Regions from separate parts of the Homo sapiens genome. Here region 2 is linked to region 1. The links are chromatin loops, found by intact Hi-C in ENCODE. Cell type or tissue: GM12878. All regions are shown on one strand.

Region 1 (8,000 bases):
TCAGGATGTTGCTCTGTCACCGTGTAGTGCAGTGGGCAGTCATGGTTCACTGTAACCTGGAACGCCTGAGCTCAAGGGATCCTCCAGCCTCAACCTTCCAAATAGCCAGGATTGCAGGCACACGTCACCATGCCCAGCTAATTTTTTCAAATTACCATGATTGGTGGGTAGAGATGCATAACATTCCTTTGAGGCAAAGGGAAAGCATGGCCAGGAAGCTGTCGAAATAAGCCTGAAAAAACCTAGTCAAATCTGTAGCAGCCAGTTATTTACCATTTCCTGATTGGATGGAGTAAGTCATGTCAATAACATTGGGAGAGATCATCCCATTAAAGCTGTCATCAGTTCCCTCTGAGATGTCATACTTCTTTCAAAGTATAAGAACACACAAAATTGGGGTTGAACCCAGAAACGGTGAGATAATCACGCCTAGGTCTTGCATCATGGGTTTCAAATCTTGAGTATCTATTTTAACTAATATTTAATCATATTATCTTTTCTCACTGGGGTCAGGAACATCCATGGATCCCATTTTGTAAAGCTAATTTGAAAATGCAGAAGACGTAATTTAATTTTGTATTTATTACTTATTGTATTTCTCTTTTCTCTTTAATATTTCATCCCAGTGTGTGTTCTCACCCTGGAAAATTTAGGGAAGCCAGTGATTCTCATAGTTAAGGTAAAGAATACCTCTTTGCCTCCATTTTATGTTCAGTAACATCACTAAGGTAATAGAGGATTCTTCATTTAAAATCAGAGGGATCCCTGGTAAACTAATTAGAGGGAAATAATAAAGTCTATAAAGGTTTTCCAATGATGCATTTCAACAGATGCTTAGGTTCAATCATCATCTAGGTTACAGAGACAGAAAAGTCAACCAGTACCTTTTAATCTTTTGTGTTGTTTAGATTCTTTTGGTAAATTTTGCATTTTCAACTTGAAATTGCAAATTAGGAAGCTTCCTCCAGTTTTTTTGTTTTGTTTTGTTTTGGTGCTTTTTTTTTTGTCCTCTCCTTGAATCTAGAATTTGGTGTTATTTTTCTTTCTCTTTCTTCCCCATCTCCCTGACTTTTCATGTCTATTGTTTTTTATTCTTTTTTTTTTTTGGTAAACGTGCAATATACTTTAGGGGCTGTTCCTTTTCATGTTATTATGTTTTGAAGTTTCTGACTCCAGAAAACCTTCTATTAGTACCATCACAGTTCTATGGGCACTGGAGGGTTACAGAGTTTAGGAACCCTGGTTGTAAGTTTGGTTGAAATTGACCACTTCGGTGAGCCACAGGGGTCACTGGTTTCTCCCCATAATTCTTTTTCTTTTTCTTTTTCTTTTCTTTCTTTCTCTTTTTTTTTTTTTTTTTTTTTTGAAACAAAGTCACATTATGTTGCCCAGGCTGTTGTCAAGCTCCTGAGCTCAAGCGATCATTACAGGTGTGAGATACTGTTCCCAGCTATCTCCCTATAATTCTGAAGATCAGAATCTTTGTTGTAACAAAGGCCTAGACAGCAGCAGAAAGCAAAGATATTTCTAGGGTCCTAATTAGCCATCTGCTCTTATGAGTGTGAGCCTCAATAGCTATTGTTTAAATGTTTGTCTCCACAAACCTCTTGTATTATAAACAATCACCCATGTGATTCCACTGAGAGGTGGAACCTAATGAGAGGGGTTTAGGTCTCAAGGGCTCCCCCTCATGGATTCATGCCATGCTAAAAAAGAGCTTTCCAGGGTATATACACCCACTCTGCTCTCTTTTTCTTTTCTTTGAGATGGAGTCTTGCTCTGTCACCCAGGCTGGAGTGCAATGACACAATCTTGGCTCTGCCATCTCTGCCTCTGGAGTTCAAATGATCCTCCCACTTCAGCCTCCCGAGTAGGTGAGACTACAGCTGCATGCCATCATGCCCAGCTAAGTTTTGTACTTTTAGTCGAGATAGGGTTTTGCTGTAGCAGGACGAGCCACAGACAAAACCTCTCAGACACCGAGTTGTAGAAGGAAGGGCTTTATTCAGCTGGGAGCATCAGCAAGCTACTGCCTTAAAATCCGAGCTCCCCAAATGCCCAATTTCTATCCCTTTTAAGGGCTCACCACACTAAAGATTTCACATGAAAGGGTCGTGATTGATTTGAGCAAGCAAGGCAGTACGTGACAGGGGCTGCATGCACCGGTGGTCAGAGAGAACCAGAACAGGGCAGGGAGTTTCACAACGTTCTTCTATACAATGTCTGGAATCTATAAATAACATCAGTTTCTAAGTTATGAGTTGATTTTTAACTACTGGGTTTAGGCCAGGCAGGCCCAGGCCTGGTTTTGGGCCTGGCCTCGGGTTGCCTGTCTTTGGTTTTACTTCCTTGTTGTTTTTTCTTAAAACAGGTACTGAGTATAAAACAATATAAAACAATATGAGAGGGTCTCTCTCTTCCCTAATTGCCATTTTGGCCAAGCTGGTCTTCAACTCCTGGCCTCAAGTGATCTGCCTGCCTAGGCCTCCCAAAGTGCTGAGATTACAGGCATGAGCCACTGCACTCAGCAGCTCCACCTCTGCTCTTTAGCCATGTCAGGAACAGCGTTTCTCCCTCCAGAGGCTGCAGCATTGAAGGCACCATCTTGGAAGCAGAGACCAGGCACTCACCTGACACCAAACCTGTCACTGCCTTGATCTTGAGCTTCCCAACTTCCAGAACGGTGAGAAATTAATTTCTCTTCTTTATAGATTACCAAATCTCAGGCATTCTCTCAAATCAGAACAAAATGGATTAACATAAGTAATTGTAATTTTCAACTAATGCTCAATCTCCAAATAGTGACTTCTTGCTTCACACAAGTGACCACCAAATGAGCCCGTATATGGCACAGGATACAATTTTTCCCCTATGTGCTCTATAGAACAGGCACCAGTTTGGAGGTGAGACACACGAACAATTGGTCACAAATTAGAGTTCCCCCTGAACTTACATCAGTCACAGCTTATGTTAGAATCTAGAAACACACCATGGAAAATTTAGGAAAGGCAGTGATTCTTATAGTTAAGATAAGGGATACCTCTTTTACCTTCATTTTATGATTAGTAATGTCACTAAGGTAATAGAGGGCTCTTCATTTAAAATCAGAGGGATCCCTGGTTACCTAATTGGAGGCAAAGGATTAAGTCTGCGAAGGTTTTCCAATTGATGCATTTCAACAGATGTTGAAGTTCAGTCACCATCCAGGTTACAGAAACAGAAAAGTCAATTAGCACCTTTTAAGCTTTTGTGTTGTACAGATTCTTTTGGTGAATTTTGCATATTCAACTGGTAATTGCAAATTAGGAATTTCTGTTGCAGTTTTTGTTGTTGTTCCTCTCCTTGAATCTGTGATTTGGTTTTATTTTTCTTTTTATTCCCTGTCTCTCTGACGTTCATGTCCATTGTTTTTTATTCTTTTTTTTTTTTTTTTGGAGACATTCAATACATTTTAGGGGTTATTCCTTTTAATGTGATTATGCTTTGACAATACATAATAATTTAACGTGATTATTGTCTAGGACAATACTGATTGTAACAGCTTGTGAAGAAGGTTCAATAGAGAAATAAGGCATAAACTTTTCTGTAAACTTATCAGTGGAATTATACACAGAGGATCTGTTTTTTAAATTATAAAAGACACAGCAATATGTCTGGACGGAGATGCACCACTCAAGGAGACAGTAAAAGGGACCTGAGTCCATGTTCCTATACTTAACTAACAAAATATTATCTAAATTACTGACCTAGGTCAGAGAATTCTCTCAAAGAGTCTCAGCCAAACTCAGTAAAAGCAGCACAAAGCAGCTGAGCTGAAAGTGCAGGCTCATCATGTGGCACAGAGCCAGTGAGCAAAGCAAAGCTAGAACAGCAATTCCCTGAAGGTGGCAGCCAACATCTGGATAATCCTGCTCACAATGGCCTTTGAAGGGGTCAGTTTGCATAGATAGTTTGCATTGAAGGGGTCAGTTTGCACCCTCCCTGACAACTGGTTCAGTGTTGAGACTGCTGATGCCACACAATCCAAGATTGTATGAAATGGACTCCTACTCCTGTAATGAGGTTTATGAGGAGAGAAGGGTGTCTACAGAGTTGATGCAAAAGTGACTTGAGAAAGCAGGGAAAGGAGACTGGTTTGGGGTTGTGATGGTGGTCATGGGTGGGGCTGCTGAAAGGGTCCTGCACTACCAGAGGCTTGCTAGGTCTGAACCTCCCACCTACACCAACAGAGGGAGCACCCAGGCTTTCTCATCAGCTTGTCCAGGGAGGGCAGAAGGGAAGAGAGAAGAGTGAGTCCCCCAATAATATCAGCAGTCAAACATAAACATGGAATCAGAACTTTTATTACAAATGCCCTCCAAGAACACAGGAAGAAAATATAGCTACATACAAAGGGTGCTCTAAGTAGTTCATCATTGGTCTATGACAATGTGATTGTAACAGCTTGTGAAGAAGGTGCAATAGAGAAATAAGGCATAAGCTTTTCTGTAAACTTACCAGTGAAAGTATACACATATGATCTGGTATTTAAATTATAAAAGGAAACTTCTCCCAACTCATAGTCCAGAAAAATGCCAACTTGCAGGACTTCTGTGTTCCTTGTACTGCATGAACTACGGAATGGCTGAATTTGCCAGCACCCCATCTGTGGAGTTGGTGATGTAAGACCATCTCTGGGAAACATTTCTTTACACACACCAAGGAACCATGTACCTTTGCTCTCACTTCTACTTGCCAAAAGTGTCTCCCAGCATCAAATCCCTCACAGCTTCAGACAGCTGGGTAAAAACTAAATGACTGAAGATTATCAGTAAAGTGTGGGTTCATCATTCTAAATATCACACTTTCTGTCTCTTGAGATAATAAGACTAGGGTGGGCTGTTTCTGGATCTAGTGTCAAATCTTCCTGAAATGGGCTCATCATTTTTTTCAGGCCAAAATAAGGTGGAGAGAGACTCAAACTCTCCTTCCTTGATTCCTATGAGAAGACTGCAGGGGTTTTCAGGTGGTCATATGTGTTGTAGCTGTTCTCAATACCTGTCAGCATATCCAGGTCTGCCTGAAAACTCTTCTCTGTTACTTCATTTAAGAGATTCTGTAGGCTGGGCGCGGTGGCTCACGCCTGTAATCCAAGCACTTTGGGAGGCAGAGGCGGGCAGATCATGAGGTCAGGAGATCGAGACCAGCCTGGCTAACACAGTGAAACCCCGTCTCTACTAAAAATACCAAAAATTAGCCGGGCAGGGTGGCGGGCGCCTATAGTCCCAGCTACTCGGGAGGCTGAGGCAGGAGAATGGCGTGAACCCTGGAGGCGGAGCTTGCAGTGAGCCAAGATTGAGCCACTGCACTCCAGCCTGGGCGACATAGCGAGACTCCGTCTCAAAAAAAAAAAAAAAAAAAAAAACAGATTCTGTAGTGTGGATAAGTGGCCTGAAATTTGTCTTTGGTTTTCAGTGAGTTTTTCTTTAGCATCCTTCTCTTCAATAAGTAGCCTGGCATGAATTACAGCTCGTTCCTTTACCAAGAAAGACTTAATTTCTTTAAATTCAAATTGTAATTCCTTCCTCCATGTTGCCATCTTCCTTTTCACATTAAGTGATCTCAAAATTGGGACTTCACACCGCATCTTGGCATGTTCAGTTTCCTTCTTTAGTGGCTTAATGTAGCTTTTGAGCTTCCTTCTGTGTGTAGCTGCAGCTTGCTCAATGGGCAACAAGGGATGATCCTGATGGTCAGAGGAGACCTTGCACTGGGGACACAATAGCTCCAGGTCCTTCTCACAGAGCAGGACTAGACCCTGACTGTGCTTCTCACAGAGGGGCTCCTCTTCCTGCCATTCCCTCTTGCTCGTCACGGTGAGAAGCTGCTGAACCATATCAGTCATGTGGCGCAACTGGGTGTTTGCTCCTGAGGTTCTCATCAGGGCAGTGACGGAGGCAGACAGGACAGGGGAGGACATCCTGTAAGTCTTCCCAGCACTGGTGGATGCAGGAGCGACAGAAGTTGTGCCCACAGTGAGTGGTGACTGGGTCCTTCATGTAATCCAGGCACATGGGGCAGCTGGCCTCTGCTTGGAGCTCAGCCAGAGAGGCTGCAAAGGCCATGGTGCAGGGAGGGATCTGTGTGGGGAGACTCCCTGCAGAAGGTGTGATTCTCCAGGAAGGAGGGAAAGTGAGAAGCTGGTGCCTCCTCAGCGTTCTGTCTCCTGCAAGCACTTCACAAGCTTGTGTCTGCTTCTTTCCCTTTGGCTCCAGAAGCAGCTCCAGGGGGAGGCAGGTCCCAGGGCACTGGCTGATCCCGTGACCCTGGATCCTCCTTTACTCAAATTCAAGCTACGCTCTTTTGTCGTGTTTCTCAGGAAGGGCCACAATTACAAGAGGTGATGGGAACTAATGACCATGTAAAATACTCCAGACTGTGAGACTTTCAACAGAACAGTAAGGCAGTTTCTTCAACTACAAAAGGAGAAAAAAGAATAAGATACTAAAGCACTGAAGAGCATGTATATCAATGAAAATAACTGCCTAATAATTTTCCTTACTTCTACATAAACACTTCTAAAAATAAAGTCCATTGAACTAGAAGAAATCTCATAAGTATTCACTAGTTATGATTTCTGATAATGATATTATGAGCTTACTATTTAAAAGAGGCTCTATATTTTAGACATTCATAGTGCAGTATTTACCCATAAGATTATATGTGATCCTGTGTTTGCTTCAAAGTATTGCAAAGTATAGGGATAAGGATATAAATCTGTAAGTGGATACACAGGGTTTGTTGTACTAATTTTGCTACTATTCTATACACTTTAGATGTTCTCAAGTAGAAAACATTATTGAAAAGGCTGACAGCCTGGACAACATGGTGACATGCTATCTCTATGAAAATAATGCAAAAAGTAGCCAGGCATAGTGGCACACACCTGTGGTCCAAGCTACTGGGGAGGCTCTGGTAGGAGGATCAATTGACCCTGTGAGGTTGAGGCAGAAATGAGCAGTTCGTGTGCCACTGGACTCTAGCCTAGGCAACAGAGCAAGATTCTGTCTAAAATGAAATGAAATGAAATAAAAAGCTGAGCCTTATTGTCTCTGTGTCACTGTCTTCAAGCCAGACCCTCTTCTCTCTTACTCTCTTTTCTGAGCCTCATCTTTCACTTCTGCTACATCTCAAAGCTCTAAAATCCCTTGTGGGCAGGGCATGGTGGCTCACGCCTCTAATGCCAGCACTTTGGCAGGCCGAGGTGAGTGGATCACCTGAAGTCAGAAGCTTGAGGCCAGCCTGGCCAACATGGTGAAACCCAGTCTACTAAAAATACAAAAATTAGCTGGACATGGTGGTGGGCGCCTGTAATCCCATCTACTTGGGAGGCTGAAGCAGGAGGATCGCTTGAACCCAGGAGGCCTACAGTAATCAAAATAGCACGGTACTGGTACCAAAACAGACATATAGACCAATGGAACAGGACAGAGACCTCAGAAATAATACCACAAATCTACAACCATCTGATCTTTGACAAACCTGACAAAAACAAGCAACGGGAAAAGGATCCTCTATTTAATAAATGGTGGCTGGGCACAGTGGCTCATGCCTGTAATCCCAGTACTTTGGGAGGCCAAGGTGGGTGGATCACCTGAGGTCAGGAGTTCGAGACCAGCCTGGCCAACACGGTGAAATTCCGTCTCTACTAAAAATACAAAAATTAGCCAGGCATGGGGGTGCGTGCCTGTAGTCCCAGGTACTTGGGAGGCTGAGGCAGGAGAATCGCTTGAAACTGGGAGATGAAGTTTGCAGTGAGCCGAGATCGTGCCACTGCACTCCAGTCTCAGCAACAAGAGTGAAACTCCATCTCAAAAATAAAAATAAAAATAAATGGTGCTGGGAAAACTGGCTAACCATATGCAGAAAACTGAAACTGGACCCCTTTCTTATACCTTATACAAAAATTAACTCAAGATGGGTTAAAGGCTTAAATGTGACACCCCAAACTATAAAAACCC
Region 2 (8,000 bases), 54 kb before region 1:
ATAAAATGGCAGCTTTCCAGCCTCACCAATAGTAGTGATCTTGATAGTCACATCTTAAGGATAAATTCTGGTAGAGTTTTGCTCCTCCCTTTTCTTGTTTTTACACTTGTTAAATAATGTTAGACCACCACAATTACTGGTAATACTGCTTGAATCAGTTAACTTCAAACACTGTCCAAGTTTAAGTCACTTCATACTAAAAAATACACAGTTTGGCATTCCATTGTAAGTATTTCAAGCTCATTAATTCATTTAAGATATAGCTTCCTTAAAAAATGCCACAGAAATATCCCTCATCTGGTTAACATACACAGGCAATGGCAAAATTAGCTTATTCAGTTGGCCTGTAGAGTAGCTTTTACGGTTCCATTCATTCAGTGGAAAGAACAGTTGCTGTATCTATTGTTTAATGCATGCTTTCCAAACCCGGGGAAAGCCCTGTAGTAGAAAATTAAATGAAGGAGGAGCAATTTCATAATAAACATTTATCAAAAGGATTGAGACAAAAATGTCAAGTTCTCTATGTCTATATCTGTAACAAATTAATCTTTGTTATCAAAATATGAAAAATAGCTTTGGTGGAGGAATCCAGAAAGATACAGTAGGAGGTTTCTGAGAAGCCAATTAATGGTGATTGAAACATGCTTTAAAAAGATTTTCTGTGTTAAAATATCCTTTGGTGTGTGTTGATAATGCTTCCAGCAGAGCATTTCAGTGTCATGTATGAAATAATGGTAAAAATCTGTGCTTAAGAGGAATAGAGACACCCCAGATTTTTCCAGCACTCCTTCATAAATAACAAAGAGGAGAGGACACATTTCACAATAGCAAGAGAATTCCTGCATATACAAAGAAAGATACCTTGCAAAATATAAACACAAGTCTTTAGATAGCCACATATTATCCTCAAATCACATACCATAAAAACCAGTGTTACAAGTAAGCATGAATAGTGAAATTTGAATTTTTAAAGTTGAGGGGAATTTTGACTTACAAATCAAGTTTGTAAACCAAAGGGAAATTTAATTAAAGCTATGCAAACTACTTAATAATAGCAACTCTTTACAAAAGTTGGCTGAGAGCTTATAAAACTGCTTGGGTGACAGCATCCATTTTCTCAGTTTTAGACTCGTTCTACATTTCAGCTACTGTTCTTTGAAGAATGTTTAAAAGTCACCTGTTGGAATCTACTGTAAGAGTTAATGTAAGATAAACATTAGAAAATTTTTCAAGACCTTGCTCAACCAGCACTATAATAACAAGTGCTACCTTCAGATCTGATAACATAATTCTCACTGTCCTAAATACTTTCCCATTTTTTATATGTTTTGCAACAAAGGCACTTTGATAACTGGGTAAATGTACTGTAAACCTAGGTAGTGGACTCTAAGGCAAAACACCCCTTTCACTTCTTCCCCTCTAATTTTTTGGATGCTTTAGATAAAATCACATGTGGTTATTTGATCAGTTAGGATCAAGTAAGACTTTGTAAAAGGATAGGTAAGGTAAACAATTGACTTTGAAAGTTTTCCAGATTAACCCTTTATTAGAGTGTTCAGACCTTTAGCTCTTTTAATAGAAATGTCATATTATCTTTACTCTGTCAATTTTTCCAGCTCCTAGGGTCATCCTCAATGATCCCAGCCTATGCAACTGAATTAATTACACAGAAAATTACATGCTGTATGCCGTTCATTTCCTTGATTTTTTTTTCTCAGAAATATTTTGGCACCACCTTCAGTCCTAAGTGATTTAGAGTGAAGGAGAGCAAGGGAAGGGGTGTCAGGAAATGCAAGTCTACAGGTTAATGTGAGGGCCCTAGAGTGGAAAATGAGGTCGCGACTTAAGGCTGGAATGACTTCTCCCTTCCAACAGTAAAATCTCAGCACATCAATGCTTTTATTTATAAGTATGTACTCTAAGGCCAGGTCCAGTGGCTCATGCCTATAATCCCAGCACTTTGGGAGGCAGAGGTAGGTGGATTGCTTGAGTGCAGGAGTTCAAGACCAGCCTGGACAACATGATTTAACCTTGTCTCTACCAAAAAAAAAAAAAAAAGTTAGCCAGGCATGGTGGCGTGTGCCTCTAGTCCTAGCTATTTGGGGGGCTGAGGCCTCCAGGGAGGATCATTTGAGCCCAGGAGTTTGAGGCTGCAGTGAGCTATGATTATGCACTCCAGCCTAGACTCTGTCTCTAAAACATTACTTACTTAATATGTACTCTAGATAACTACATACTCCGTCAATACATACTCTACTAGCTTTTTTTTTTAATTTATTTTTATTTTTTGAGACAGAGTTTTCACTCATGTTGCCCAGGCTGGAGTGCAATGGTGCCATCTCGGCTCACCGGAGCCTCCACCTTCCAGGTTCTAGCGATTCTCCTGCCTCAGCCTCCCGAGTAGCTGGGATTACAGGCATGCACCACCATACTCGGCTAATTTTGTATTTTTAGTAGAGACAGGGTTTCTCCATGTTGGTCAGGTTGGTCTCGAACTCCCGACCTCAGGTGATCTGCCCCCCCTCAGACTCCCAAAGTGCTGGGATTACAGGCATGAGCCACTGCGCCTGGTCTAGCTAGCTTTTTAATAACAATTGTAATACATCTTCATGGTGTAGAATATATTTCTAACAGTATGGAAGAATGTAAAGTCAAAAGTACAAGTTCCCCATCCTACCCTATTGCCCATATTCATGTTCCAGAGGTAATGACTATGAATATATTTTTGGAAAAAGTGTCTTTTAATACATTATTATTATTATTATTAATTTCATTATTATTATACTTAAAGTTTTAGGGTACATGTGCACAACGTGCAGGTTTGTTACATATGTATACATGTGCTATGTTAGTGTGCTGCACCCATTAACTCATCATTTAGCATTAGGTATATCTCCTAACGCTATCCCTCCCCACTCCCCCCACCCCACAACAGTCCCTGGTGTGTGATGTTCCCCTTCCTGTGTCCATGGGTTCTCATTGTTCAATTCCCACCTGTGAGAACATGCGGTGTTTGGTTTTTTGCCCTTGCGATAGTTTGCTGAGAATGATGGTTTCCAGCTTCATCCATGTCCCTACAAAGGACATGAACTCATCATTTTTTATGGCTGCATGGTATTCCATGGTGTTAATACATTATTTTTAATTGAGTCCAACTGATACTCTCTTGTCACCCTCACTTGGTATTCAAGCTTTGCTTCTAGTTTCCTATTTTCTGTCTTATTCTTACCCCCTTGCAGTCATGGGCATCTGACCCCCTTAACCAAACCTGCCCTGCTTCCCAACTCTTCCTGCAATTGTCCTAGCATCTTCATCCTTCTCACTCCATTCTCTCCACCTCTTGGGTTTAAGTGAAACCCAATTCTGCTTTCAGCATAGAATCTCTACTTTCATGGAGCACTTCATCTCCAACTTTAGCTGGGCTCTCTGGGAAGAACTCTTCTGCACTTCATATTCCTATTCAACTATTATTTCAAACTAATAACCTCTAGTTTCTTTACACTTCTTAATCTCCTCTTCCAACTCACAGCAAAAGATAACTCCTCTTACTTCAAGTGAAATAGGAGGTCATTAAGCCTCAAAATCCAACCTCGCCCTCAAACTACAGACATCTACATCTACAATGCTTCTTTTATGTTCCCTTTCTAGTCTTTCTTTTTCTTTTTTTTTTTTTTTGAGACAGGATCTCATTCTGTCACCCAGGCTGGGTGCCATGGCATGATCATAGTTCACTGTAGCCTCAAAGTCTCAGGCTCAAGTTATCCTCCTGCCTCAGCCTTCCAAGTATCTGACAGTACCGGTGTGTGCCAACGTGCTTGGCTAATTTTAAGATTTTTTGTAGAGACAGGGTCTAACTTTGTTTCCAGGCTGGTCTTGACCTTCTGGGCTCAAGCAATCCTCTTACCTTGGCCTCCCAAAGTGCTGGGATTACAGGCATGAGCCACTGTGTGTGGCCCCTAGTCTTTCAATAAAAAATACCTCTCAAGTATGGGTAATCTCCCTACACCTCAAGGACCTTGATCTAGCAATTATACTCTCTTGCTCCCCCAGAATGTTCAATATGTCAACACTGATCTATTTTGTCTTAAAAAAAAAAAAAAAGACAGAAAGACGAAAGAGACAAAGACAGAAAGAAAGAGGAGGAGAAGAAATAAAAAGAAGAGAGAAAGAAGACAGAAAGAGAGGAAGAGAAGAAAGAGAAGGGAAGAAAAAAGGAAAGAAAGAAACAGGGAAAGAAGGAGAGAAAGAAAGAAGGAAAAAAAGAAAGAAAGAATGAAAGAAAGAAAGAAAGAGAAAGAAAGAAAGAAAGAAAGAAAGAAAGAAAGAAAGGAGAAGAGAAAGAAAGGAGAGAAGAAAGAAACAAAGAGAGAGGGAAAGAAGAAAGAAAAAGAGGAAGGAAGAGAAGGAAAGAAAGAAGAGTTCCACCATTGACTCCATAGTGCTCTCTAGCGACCAGCCCATGTTCTCTTCATCTCTTCAAAGCCACACTTTTTGAAAAGGCAGCTGTTTTCTTTCCTCCCAACTATTTTCAACACATTGTTCCCCTTTTCCTTCTGCGGAAGGTCCATTATGACTTCCTTCTTCTGAATCCAGTGAATGTGTTTCAGTCCTGATCTCAGTTATCCCGCTGTAGGTCAAATGGAACACAAAATAATAACAATAATTTGACAAACAACACCTTACAATATATACCTTTCCAGTTTCATCTGTTACCTTATTCTTTCCCCCTTGCCTGTCCCAGAGGAGATAAGAGTTAAGACTGTGTTTGGACCTACTAGATTCAAGCTCTGGCCACACAGCTCACTCTCTGGTGATCATTGTTGGTAAGTCATTTATTCTCTCTGAGCTTCCCTCCACTTCCAGATCTGTAAGATGGAAATTGTTATGGCCCTTATCCTATCATAACAATACTTGGCACACAGTAAGTGCTAAATAAATAGTAGTTAGACTTATTATTACTTTAAAATCAGTCCATTCTTCACCTCTTAACTGTTCTTCAAGCTATGCTTTTGCCTCAAATTTTTTCACTTTTTTTCTCAGTATCATTCATCCTTTAGGAAACCTTCTCTGATTTTATTACCCCTATTAGTTACAATAGATATACCCACTTTTGCTCTCAGAGCACTAGTTACATACTTCTGTTAAAGTCCTTAACGCCTGGCATTAGAAAGTGTTAACTGACTATAGTCTTCCCCTCTTCCCTCTGCATGCTGTAAATTCCCTGAAGGCCGAGGGTAGGTTTTATTTATCTTTGTATTTTCAGCCAAAAAAAAAGTGCCTAAGTGTTTTTGCTTGTTTGTTTGTTTTGTTTTGTTTTTGAGACAGAGTCTTGCTCTGTCGCCCAGGCTGGAGTGCAGTGGTGTGATCTCAGCTCACTGCAGCCTCCGCCTTTTGGGCTCAAGCAATTCTCCTGCCTCAGCCTCTCAAGTAGCTGGCATTACAGGTTTGTGCCACCACACTCAGCTAATTTGGGTATTTTTAGTAGAAACGGGGTTTCACCATGTTGGCCAGGTTGGTCTCGAACTCCTGACTTCAAGTGATCTGCCCCCCTCGGCCTCCCAAAGTGCTAGGGTTACAGGTGTGATCCATCGTGCCCAGCCTCATAATGTTGCTAAAAGATGTAAAATAGGCTGGGCGTGGTGGCTCACACCTATAATCCCAGCACTTTGGGAGGTCAAGGTGGGCAGATCGCTTGAGGTCAGGAGTTCGAGACCAGCCTGACCAACACAGTGAAATGCCATCTCTACTGAAAATACAAAAATTAGCCAGGTCTCATGGTGGGCACCTGTAATCCCAGCTGCTCAGGAAGCTGAGGCAGGAGAATCACTTGAACCCAGGAGGCGGAGGTTGCAGAGAGCCAAGATCACGCCATTGCACTCCAGCCTGGGTGACAGAGTGAGACCATGTCTCAAAAAAAAAAAGATGAAATGAAATGAAGCTTTTATTCATTATCTTTCAATTTAAGATCATAAATTTAAGACTTGTTCTCACTAGACACACACACATTTTCAGATTTATTTTCTAATATTTCTAGGATGGAACTATCATTTTCTATCTCTGTGGTGGAGATATTTCCTCTTCTAGGAATTTCTTCTCTCATCAAGTCCAAACTCTCTCCCTCCTTGAGAATTCTCATAAATCCTATTTTCCTCATGACGACCACCCTAATTCAGTTAGTTTAAAATAAACTTCATCCTCCTAACAATCACAGCACTTTTAGTAGTAGGCTTTTAAAGCCATCTATCACATTTGACTTTGTTTCTTTAGATTTTTATCAGTATTGAAATATGAGCTCCTTGAAGACAAGATTTAGCCCCTAAAGCTTAATGTGAATGGCCCAAGAACTGCCTTAAATATGGGGCATTCCTGTGTGGGCTGAAATATCTGCAGGACATATTGCATAAAGCTAAATGAAATATTGAAAATTACTCTTTTCTAAATTAATCACAGCCCAGTGTCCAAAAGTCATGCTTGGAGGAAATCCCTAATGTCCCTAATTTACTGATGAGATAAAACTTTTCTGTAAAGATTATGATGCCAGCCAGCCACAGTGGCTCACACTTGTAAACCCAGCACTTTGGGAGCCTGAGGTGGGAGGATCTTTTAAGACCAGGAGTTTGAGATCAGCCTGGGCAACACAGCAAGACACTGTCTCTACAAAAAATACATTAGCTGGCATGATGGTGTATACCTATAGTTCCAGCTACTCAGGAGGCTGAGGTGGGAGGATTGCTTGAGCCGAGGGGTTGAGGCTATAGTGAGCTGTGATCATACCACTGCACTCCAGCCTGAGAGACAGAGTGAGACTCCGTCTAAAAAAAAAGAAAAAGATTATGATGCCTTAATGATGAATATATTTACTTATACACTTATATATCAATGCATAAATATAGTGATGTTTATATTATAAACATTTATTACAATAATTGTATATTCCTCTGAACAAAGTATGTATACAATGTTCTAGAGTTTCAAAGTTTTCTTTTCTTTTCTTTTCTTTTTTTTTTGGGACAGAGTTCCACTCTTGTTGCCTAGGCTGGAGTGTAGTGCAGTGGCACAATCTCGGCTCACTGCACCCTCCACCTCCCAGGTTCAAGCAGTTCTCCTGGCTCAGCCTCCCAAGTAGCTGGGATTACAGGCACCTGCCACCAGGCCTGGCTAATTTTTTTGTATTTTTAGTAGAGACGGGGTTTCACCATGTTGGCCAAGCGGGTCTCAAACTCTTGACCTCAGGTGATCTTCCCACCTCAGCCTCATAAAGTGCTGGGATTACAGGCATGAGCCACTGCGCCCGGCCAGTTTTCTTCATTTTAAAAACTGATTTCTCCTTACAAAATGTGTAATAATTCTTTCCATAGATAGCTAAACTAGCTGCTCTCTACCATGTTGTTCAGGAATCTAAAATTTCTTTTTAGCATAAATCCCATCTAATCCATTCCCCTCCTTACCCACCCCCATCTTCCTCTTCCTTCTTGGTATTACGGAAGACATGGCCAATCCTTCATATGTGCTGTGGGTCCCCTTCTCTCCCTAAGATTTCTTAGGAATTTCAAGCTGTACTTATACCTTTACCTCTCTGGATCATCGTGTCAACTTGAAAGTTTAAATGGTGATAAGCCTATATCCTAAAACAAAAAAAACACACATATACACATCCACATACCCCTCAGTCAATGCTCTCATGATTTTTCTGTACTCATTGTCCCTGATTCATTATTTTGTATTCACATCTAAATCCACTTTAATCTGCTTACATCTCCATTAGAATTATCCTTATCTTACTAAATTTTTTTTTTTTGAGATGGAGTTTCTCTCTTGTCACCCAGGCTGGATTGCAATGGTTCCATCTCAGCTCACTGCAACCTCTGCCTCCTGGGTTTAAGCGATTCTCCTGCCTCAGCCTCCTGAGTAGCTGGGATTACAAGCATGCGCCACCATGCCCAGCTAATTTTTGTATTTTTAGTAGAGACAGGGTTTCACCATGTTGGCCAGGCTGGTCT

What was found. Hi-C counts contacts between places; a loop is a spot of excess contacts. Peaks named below come from ENCODE experiments on the same cell type or tissue, not always from the same donor. Only the 100,000 strongest peaks of a DNase experiment are listed, where the experiment ranks them.
Region 2: it touches region 1 in a loop (2.9-fold over the local background); 2 of 110 quality-filtered maps call a loop at or near these places.

What each region holds. Positions count from the first base shown.
Region 1 is chr4:164,933,887-164,941,886 of GRCh38, forward strand. It overlaps the pseudogene LOC391710. Among named protein-coding and RNA genes, the nearest start is that of FAM218A, 19 kb to the right of the region's middle. RefSeq lists enhancers at 1,797-1,926, 2,237-2,546, 2,587-2,636. In GM12878, CTCF peaks have their summits at 1,689, 3,889 (motif pointing right) and 4,228; DNase peaks (open chromatin) are centred at 1,695, 2,185, 2,445, 3,904 and 1 weaker place; H3K4me3 peaks cover 752 bases; H3K27ac peaks cover 2,715 bases.
Region 2 is chr4:164,879,831-164,887,830 of GRCh38, forward strand. The region is part of intron 2 of APELA (apelin receptor early endogenous ligand); the gene reads left to right. Among named protein-coding and RNA genes, the nearest start is that of APELA, 6.7 kb to the left of the region's middle. In GM12878, a CTCF peak has its summit at 4,449; no DNase peak of the experiment used is centred here.